Regions from separate parts of the Homo sapiens genome. Here region 1 is linked to region 2. The links are chromatin contacts, found by Hi-C in ENCODE. All regions are on one chromosome and are shown on one strand. The core of a region is the stretch at or near the end of the contact, and the rest is flanking DNA. Distances in the headings are between cores, read along the strand shown.

What was found. A loop is a pair of places that touch in the nucleus more often than their neighbours do. Pooled maps may share reads with other maps.
Region 1: a map with no recorded cell type shows a loop between it and region 2 (4-fold over the local background). The contact joins two enhancer-like sites. A Hi-C loop is called at or near these places in 1 of 168 maps with a recorded cell type or tissue (CD4-positive, alpha-beta T cell), 1 of 37 single-sample maps with no recorded cell type and 4 of 50 pooled maps.

Annotation. Positions count from the first base shown.
Region 1 is chr11:1,260,702-1,264,955 of GRCh38, forward strand. MUC5B (mucin 5B, oligomeric mucus/gel-forming) reads left to right here. Exons shown (of 49, transcript NM_002458.3): 48 at 1-27; 49 at 688-1,471. The coding sequence ends at 907. Among named protein-coding and RNA genes, the nearest start is that of MIR6744, 6.2 kb to the left of the region's middle. RefSeq lists enhancers at 1,502-2,007, 3,902-3,961 and a silencer at 1,789-1,938. Within about 2 kb of position 2,035, at least 26 of the 41 ENCODE cell types and tissues checked have a DNase peak (open chromatin) inside an H3K27ac peak, as active enhancers do.
Region 2 is chr11:858,583-862,286 of GRCh38, forward strand. The region is part of intron 3 of TSPAN4 (tetraspanin 4); the gene reads left to right. Among named protein-coding and RNA genes, the nearest start is that of TSPAN4, 18 kb to the left of the region's middle. RefSeq lists enhancers at 343-876, 877-1,410, 1,411-1,943, 1,944-2,478. Within about 2 kb of position 1,269, at least 10 of the 41 ENCODE cell types and tissues checked have a DNase peak (open chromatin) inside an H3K27ac peak, as active enhancers do.

The DNA.
Region 1 (4,254 bases), core at 785-3,284, 400 kb after region 2:
CGAGGGCTCCTGCCCCGGAGCGTCCAAGTGAGTGGGCTCCTGGCCCTGTGCCAAGAGCACCTGCGTGTGGTGGGTCCGCCCTGGCCCGTCAGCTGGCTGGCAGCCTGCTCTGGGTCAGGAGGGCCTACGCCAGCTCCAGGAAGGAGGGAAGGGGCTCCCCAGCAGGGCTCCCCCTCTCCACGTCCATTGGCAGAAAGCCTGGGGCCGCTCTCCTAGCCAGGCCAGGGCCCGGCTGAGCCGAGCCACATGGCACAGAGCTCCCCGCTGCGAACCCAGGTCCAGGTGTCCCCCTGGGGAGGGTGGGTGGAACCAGAGCCTTCTGTGAAGCCCCCCATGGCTTGCCACTGTGGTTGGCTGTCAGCAGGAGGGGCCAGAAGGGTTGACCCTTAGCTAGAAGAGGCAGGAGGAAGGGTCAAGGGCTGCTTAGGGTCAGCAGGATTGGAGGAGCTGGTTCAGACAGGGGAAGTGCAGGCCACAGAAGACAGAGCCGGGAGCCAAGGGACCCTGGGGGCCCAGAGCTGCCCCATCCTGAGAAGGTGAAGCCTCACGTGCCCACAGAGCAGGCCACTGTGGACAGAAGGGGGCGGCCGTCTGGCCCAGGACCCCAGAGGCCCATGTGTCACCATGGCTGGGCAGAGAAACGGCGGGGCCAAGGTGGCTGATGTGAGGGCCACCCTGCGTCCACAGGTACTCAGCAGAGGCCCAGGCCATGCAGCACCAGTGCACCTGCTGCCAGGAGAGGCGGGTCCACGAGGAGACGGTGCCCTTGCACTGTCCTAACGGCTCAGCCATCCTGCACACCTACACCCACGTGGATGAGTGTGGCTGCACGCCCTTCTGTGTCCCTGCGCCCATGGCTCCCCCACACACCCGTGGCTTCCCGGCCCAGGAGGCCACTGCTGTCTGAGAACGTTCTGCCTCCATCCCCATGCTCTGTCCACCTGGAGCCAGGATGTGCATTGTCTGATCATGAAAACCTTGGGCCTCCTCTGCGGAGCCCCCCGGCCTGTGTGTGGCACCCCGCGCTCCGTGCTCCTGCTGCCCACCCCGTGGGTGAAACCGGCCCCAGAAGGGTGAGGGGCCAGCAGGACCCCTTTCGGGAGGGCGCCACTCAGGAGTCCTACCCTGGGAGAGCCTGTGGCCCACCTTGGCCTTGCCCCTCCCTGATGTCACTGGGACGCCCTGGAACAAACTAAGCATGTGCGGGCCTATGTGTCCCTGCCACGGCCGGAGCGCCCGCGCAGCACGGATTCCAGCTGGCCACGTCCGGCCGCTGGGGCAGACAGGCTGGTCCAGGCAAGGCCAGCTGCTGCCAGGAAGCTGCGACAGGCAAGGCGGCCGCCTGTCCATGCCTGCTGCAGGGTAACTCAGGGCTGAGGTCGCAACGGCCAGGTCAGAGAGGGGTCAGCATCCCAAAGCCCCCTCTGCTCAACCCAGCCCAGTTTTGCAAATAAACCCTGAGCATTGAGTACGTTTCCTGTCCTGACGTCTTTTCTTGCCTACCGTCTTTCCCAGGCTGTCCAGGTCCTCTGTGGGCTGCTTGCCTGGGGCCTGCAGGCTGGAGGACACATCCGGGGGGCAGTCCAGGACCCCCAGCAGCCACTGAAGGACCAGGAAGCCTCTGGGAAGGCCAGGCAGGGTGGGGGACAAGGAGCCGCTTGGTCATCCACATGCCCCTGTGGGCACCCCGAGAGTCAGTCTTGGGCTGTGGGAGCACTGCCCAGGGGACAGGGGGCAGGGGGCCGCCAGGACTCAGAGGTCACCCCGGCTGTTATTTCCAGTGTAGGGGATTGTGTGAGGAAACCAGCTCATGTAGGAAGATGGAGGCAGTCAGTGGGGCAAGCAGGCGACCAGGCCCGGTCAGCGGGGAGGCAGCTGCCCCCCAGGGCAGGTGCACGGAGCCAGGTGCAATGCTCCCAGGCTGGTGCTGGGCCCTGCGGGGCCGCCTTTCACCCTGTTCCACGCGCACCTCTCCGGGAATGCTTTCCTTGGGGCACTTGCTACGCAAGCGACACGTGAGCTTGCTGGCTTCCTGTCCCGCCTCCTGTCCCGCCTCCTGTCCCGCCTCCTGTCGCGCCTCCTGTCCCGCCTCCTGTCCCACCTCCTGTCCCGCCTCCACACGCACGGGCAGGGCTTTCTGCCCTTCCTTTCTATTGCTCTGTCCAGAGCAGAGAGCACCCGGTGCAGACAGCAGGGTATCGGGGAGCCTGTGGGATGGGTGGGGTCAGCAGCTGGGGCTGCAGGTGTGGGCAGGGAAGACAGTGAAGGTGGTGCCAGCCAGGACCTAGGCATAGCAGGATGCAGGGAGCTTTGGACACAAAATGACCTCCTACTGGGCAGGGGGTGGCTACAGGCAGACCGTGGCCTGGGGAGACAAAAGCAATGCTCGTGCCTGGCTGCAGAAGCCTGTGGTGTGGGTGCAGAGCGGGGCCTTCCCCACACCGGGGCCTGCCTCTGCCCTGTGCCCTTGGGTGGGTCCTGCCCTGCCCAGGAAGTGATGCCATCACACTGTACATTTACAGAGCTCCCAGCTCCTGGGGGCCCAGCCAGGCCCCTGCCAGCGCTCCAGAGCTCCAGCCTCTCCTGCCCTCCTTGCCGAGGCCCAGCAGGGCCAGCCACCCCAGGACTGGGCTGGAGATAGGCAGGGGCCTGACAAGGTTGCAGGTGGGCTCTGGTGGGCGGTGGGCTAGGTTGGTCACCACTGGGGTGAGCTTCTATAGGTTTACCCTGCGTCTCCGAGGCTGATTGTCTGGAGGTTGCGCCAGGTCACTGCCTGACCTGGGTCTGCATTCCGCCACGTGTAAACAAATGGTTTCCGAAACCTCAGTCATTCCCATGGTGCGATGGTTTCCTTAGACCCATTTATGTCGGTGTATGGGTACAAGCACCCCTCTCAGAGGCCCATGCTGTGCTGTCTCTGTGCCCCAGAACCGTATCATTCAATCCTGACAATACCCTGTGTGGTGTCTGCTATTGTGTCTCCCACTCCACAGATGGGAACACTGAGGCACAAAGCAATGAAAAGGTGTGGTTCTGTCAGGGGGAAAGCTGGGCTCACATCCAGGCAGCCCAAGTCGAGGCCACACTCAAAACCACAGGGCTCTGCAATGCCCCAGAGCAAGTAACTATAAAAATAAACACAGTGGGCCAGGCGCGGTGGCTCATGCCTGTAATCCCAGCATTTTGGGAGGCTGAGACGGGCGGATTACGAGGTCAGGAGATCGAGACCATCCTGGCTAACACGGTGAAACCCCATCTCTACTAAAAATACCAAAAATTAGCCAGGCGTGGTGGCGGGCGCCTGTGGTCCCAGCTACTCAGGAGGCTGAGGCAGGAGAATGGCGTGAACCCGGGAGGCAGAGCTTGCAGTGAGCCGAGATCGCGCCACTGCATTCCAGCTTGGGTGACAGAGTGAGACTCCGTCTCAAAAAAAATAAAAATTAAAATTAAATAAATAAATAAACACAGTGAATACAAACCAATGTTACTTAGACTTTAAAGACGTTTTAAAAGGGATTTCTGGTTTCCAGATGGAAAAGTGGGCCTGTCTTCCCCTACAGACACAGAAACTGTGACAATGATAGAAAGAAACTTTAAAATAGCAGCAATTGAAAACAAGAAACTAAATCATCTGCAAAGCCAGCAGATATCCCGAAAAGGAAACATTTGGGAAGTGCTGAGAGGGGGGCCCAAAACTTTTTGTATGAGGCCATTCTCGCACTGCTACAAAGAAATACCTGAGACTGGGTAATTTATAAAGAAAAGAGGTTTAACTGACTCACAGTTCTGCCTGGCTGAGGAGGCCTCAGGAAACTTACAATCATGGTGGAGGGTGAAGCAGAAGCAGGCACTTTCTTCACAAGGTGGCAGTAGAGAGAATGAGACCTAGCAGGGGAGATGCCAGATGCTTAGGAAACCACCAGATCTCGTGAGAATTCACTCACTATCACGAGAACAGCATGGGGGAAACCACCCCCATGATCCAATCACTCCCAGTGTCCCTCCCATGACATGTGGGGATCATGGGGATGTATTAGTCCGTTTTCACACTGTCTTCATACCCAAGACTGAGAAGAAAAAGAGGTTTAATTGGACTTACAGTTCCACATGGCTGGGGGAGGCCTCAGAATCATGGTGGGAGATGAAAGGCACTTCTTACATGGCAGTGGCAACAGAAAATGAGGAAGAAGCAAAAGTGGAAGCCCCTGATAAACCCATCAGATCTCGTGAGACTTAATCACAATCGCAAAAATA
Region 2 (3,704 bases), core at 19-2,518:
CACGCACCCCTGCTCACACGCACTTCGGCTCACACGCACTCCGGCCCACACGCACCCCGCTCACACACCCTGCTCACCCAGTTCCCACGCACCCCAGGCTCCCACGGACCTCCGCTCACATGCACCCCGGTTCCCACACACCCCAGGCTCCCATGCACCTGGCTCACATTCACGCCCGCTCACACGCACCCCGGCTCACATGCACCCCCGCTTGCATGCACCTCGCCTCCCACCCCCGCTCACACGCACCCCCGGCTCGCATCCTGGGCTCCCATGCACCCCCGGCTCCCATGCACCCCTGGGTCACACGCATCCCCGCTCACACGCACCCCAGCTCTCACGCACCCCCGGGCTCACACCCCCAACAGCTTGCACCCCCGGCACACATGCACCCCGGCTCACACGCACCCCTGGGTCACACGCATCCCCGCTCACATGCACCCCAGCTCTCACGCACCCCCGGGCTCACACCAACAGCTTGCACCCCCGGCACACATGCACCCCGGCTCACACGCACCCCCGGGCTCACACGTGCCCTGGCTCACACGCACCCCTGGGCTCACATGCACCCCGGCTCACACGCACCCCAGGTCACACGCATCCCCTCACATGCACCCAGGCTCACACACCCACCCCCAGCCCACACTCATCCCCGCTCACACACACCCCCACTCACACACACCCTGGCCCACACGCACCTTGGCTCACGTGCACCCCGGCTCACACGCACCCCCCCTTTCACACGCACCCCGGGCTCACACGCACCCCGGGCTCACACGCACCCCCCCTTTCACACGCACCCCGGGCTCACATGCACCCCGGCTCACACGCACCCCCTCTCACACGCACCCCGGCTCACACGCACCCCCCTCACACGCACCCCGGGCTCACACGCACCCCGGGCTCACACGCACCCCGGGCTCACACGCACCCCCTCTTACACGCACCCCGGGCCCACATGCACTCCGGCTCACACACACCCTCACTCATGCACCCCGGGCCCACACGCACCCCAGCTCCCATGTACCCCTGCTCACATGCACCCCAGCTCCCATGCATCCCGGGCTCACACACAACTTGACTCACACGTCTCAGGTTCATGCATCCGTCCCCTGGTGCGTCTCCGGGCCGCCCTCCACCGGGCTGTGCTGGCTGCCACCCCCAAGCCTCTTCCTGGTCTCCTGGGAAGCCTCCCCTATCACCCTAAGCTGCTTCTGGGGCTGGCTTTGCTCAGAAGCCACACCCAGGCTGGGCACTGTGCCCAGGTCTCCTATTGGCTCCCTGCAGCCACGAGGGGCTGTGTGGTCAGAGCCAGCAAGTCAGCCCCTGCCTCGGTACTCCCAATCCTGGGGCCCAGAGCACAGGGGTGACCCCTCTTCCTGCACCCAGTCTGTCCAGCTCCCCTGTGCGCTGTGCCTGGCCTGCTGGGGAGGGGCTCTGGGCGTGGGTGTCAGAGCTCAGCAGGCACCAGGAGCCAATGGCTCAGCAGAGCTTCCCAAGATAGGTCCTGCGCTGGCAGCCTCCGGACAGCGTTCTGTTTTGAACTTTAAGCGGAGATGCTACCTCTGGAAGGCCGGGGAAGGACAGAGCCTGCCTTCTCCCCAGGATGGCCTGAGCGTGTGTGGGACTTGTGGGGCCCCAGCAGTGGGGGGAATCTGCTCTGAGGGGATTTTACCCTGTGGAGCCCAGAGGGACCGAAGACACCAGTGACAGGCCTGGCCTGAATCTTGGGGCACCAGCAGCCATGCTGGCCCTTGGGCAGGGAGCTGTGTCCCATCTCCCCAGCACAGCCTCCTGCCTGCCAGCCAGCCAGTAAAAGGGTGGCGGCCTCCAACCTCCAGCCTGGCGCTGGCTGATGCACTGCTCAGGGAGGGGCAGGTGAGCGTGCACACGAGGAGGGGGCATCTCCCACCCCCAGGCCCCCTGAGGCAAGAGTGTTGGGGCTCATGGGCCCTCCGTGGGCCCTGCCAGGGTGGAGGCCCCAGGCCTGTCTTGAGCTGGGCTGGTGTTGCAGGTGGGGGTGGGGCGGCTGCTGGTGGCCAGCAGCTATCCCAGCCTTGGTTTCTGTCTGGAAAGTGGGGTGTGAGTCTGGCCACTGGGGCTTGGGAGGCTTTTATGGGGTGACTTGGGGCTTCTGGTAGTCCCCCGGGAACCCCCAGAGCCTGGGGTCTGAGCCTGTCCTCAGGCATGTGGTCTGGGTGCTCCAAGGGGTTTCATCAGGTTGAGGGGTGGCTTTGCCAGCCCATTCCCAAGTCCTGTCCAGTCCAGGGTGGGGCAGGGATCCCCCAGGGCTGCGCGGCCCTTCCCCAGAACCAGTCAACCGTCGGCACCCCAGGACGTCTACCCACCACCCACCTGGGCACCCACGCTGCAGACCGGGAGCTGGTCAGCATTTTCGGGGGACTGCTTGTCCCGTGCCCAGGCCTGGAACATATCTCCCGTCTCATCCTGAAACGGCCCAAGCCCGAGGCCTCTGTCTGAAGGTGGGGTCCTGGCGGACCCCTGCTTCCCTTGAGGCCTTGCTGGGCCAGCAGCCTAGCACCCTCTCTCTGGGCGCAGCACCCCCTCGTCTCCCCCTGCCTCTTCCTGTTTTAATTGATTTTTATAAGAACAAGCACTTAGGAAACACAGTAAGAGCTCTGGCGGTTACAGACACTGCAGGAGGTGGCCCTCCGGGTGGCAGGTGCTCCTGTGGGACCCGCCTGCTTTGTTCCCACCAGTGCCCATGTGGCTGTAAGAAATCATAACTTGGCCGGGCGCGGTGGCTCATGCCTGTAATCTCAGCACTTTGGGAGGCCGAGACGGGCTGATCATGAGGTCAGGAGATTGAGATCAAGACCATCCTGGCGGCTGGGCGTGGTGGCTCACGCCTGGAATCCCAGCACTTTGGGAGGTCGAGGTGGGTGGATCACGAGGTTGGGAGATCAAGACCATCCTGGCTAACACGGTGAAACCCTGTCTCTACTAAAAGTACAAAAAATTAGCTGGGCGTGGTGGCGGGCGCCTGTAGTCCCAGCTACTCGGGAGGCTGAGGCAGGAGAATGGCGTGAACCCGGGAGGCGGAGGTTGCAGTGAGCCGAGATCGCGCCACTGCACTCCAGCCTGGGTGACAGTGCGAGACTCGGTATCAAAAAAAAAACAAAAAAGACTATTGTGGCTAAACCATCTCTACTAAAAATACAAAAAATTAACCGGGTGTGGTGGGGGCATGCCTGTAATCCCAGCTACTTGGGAGGCTGAGGCAGGAGAATCACTTGAACCTGGGAGGCGGAGGAGGTTGCAGTGAGCCCAGATGGTGCCACTGCACTCCAGCCTGAGCAACAGGGTGAGACTCCATCTCCAAAAAAAGAAAAAAAGAAAGAAATCATAACCAGGAGCAGAGTGTGAGGGAATCAGCGTTTCTCCTGCCACGAGTGACAGGGGACAGCTGGGGACATCACAGAGATCTTGTCGGGAGCTGGGAATCGGAATCCTGGGACCACCTGCCAGGAAGCCCCATCCCGGAGTGAGGGCAGGGCTGGGTCTCCCTGACAGCACAGTCTGGAAAGGCTGGAGTGGCCTGTCAGGTGGGGAGTGAGCCTTCTGCCCTGCGCAGACCAGACGGTGAAGCGGGGTTAGGGGTGTGCAGACTGCGTCCTGGGGCCTAAGATCCCGTCCCTTTGGCTCCAGGCCAGGGGTTGGGCGGATCCCTCCTAGAGGGAGTG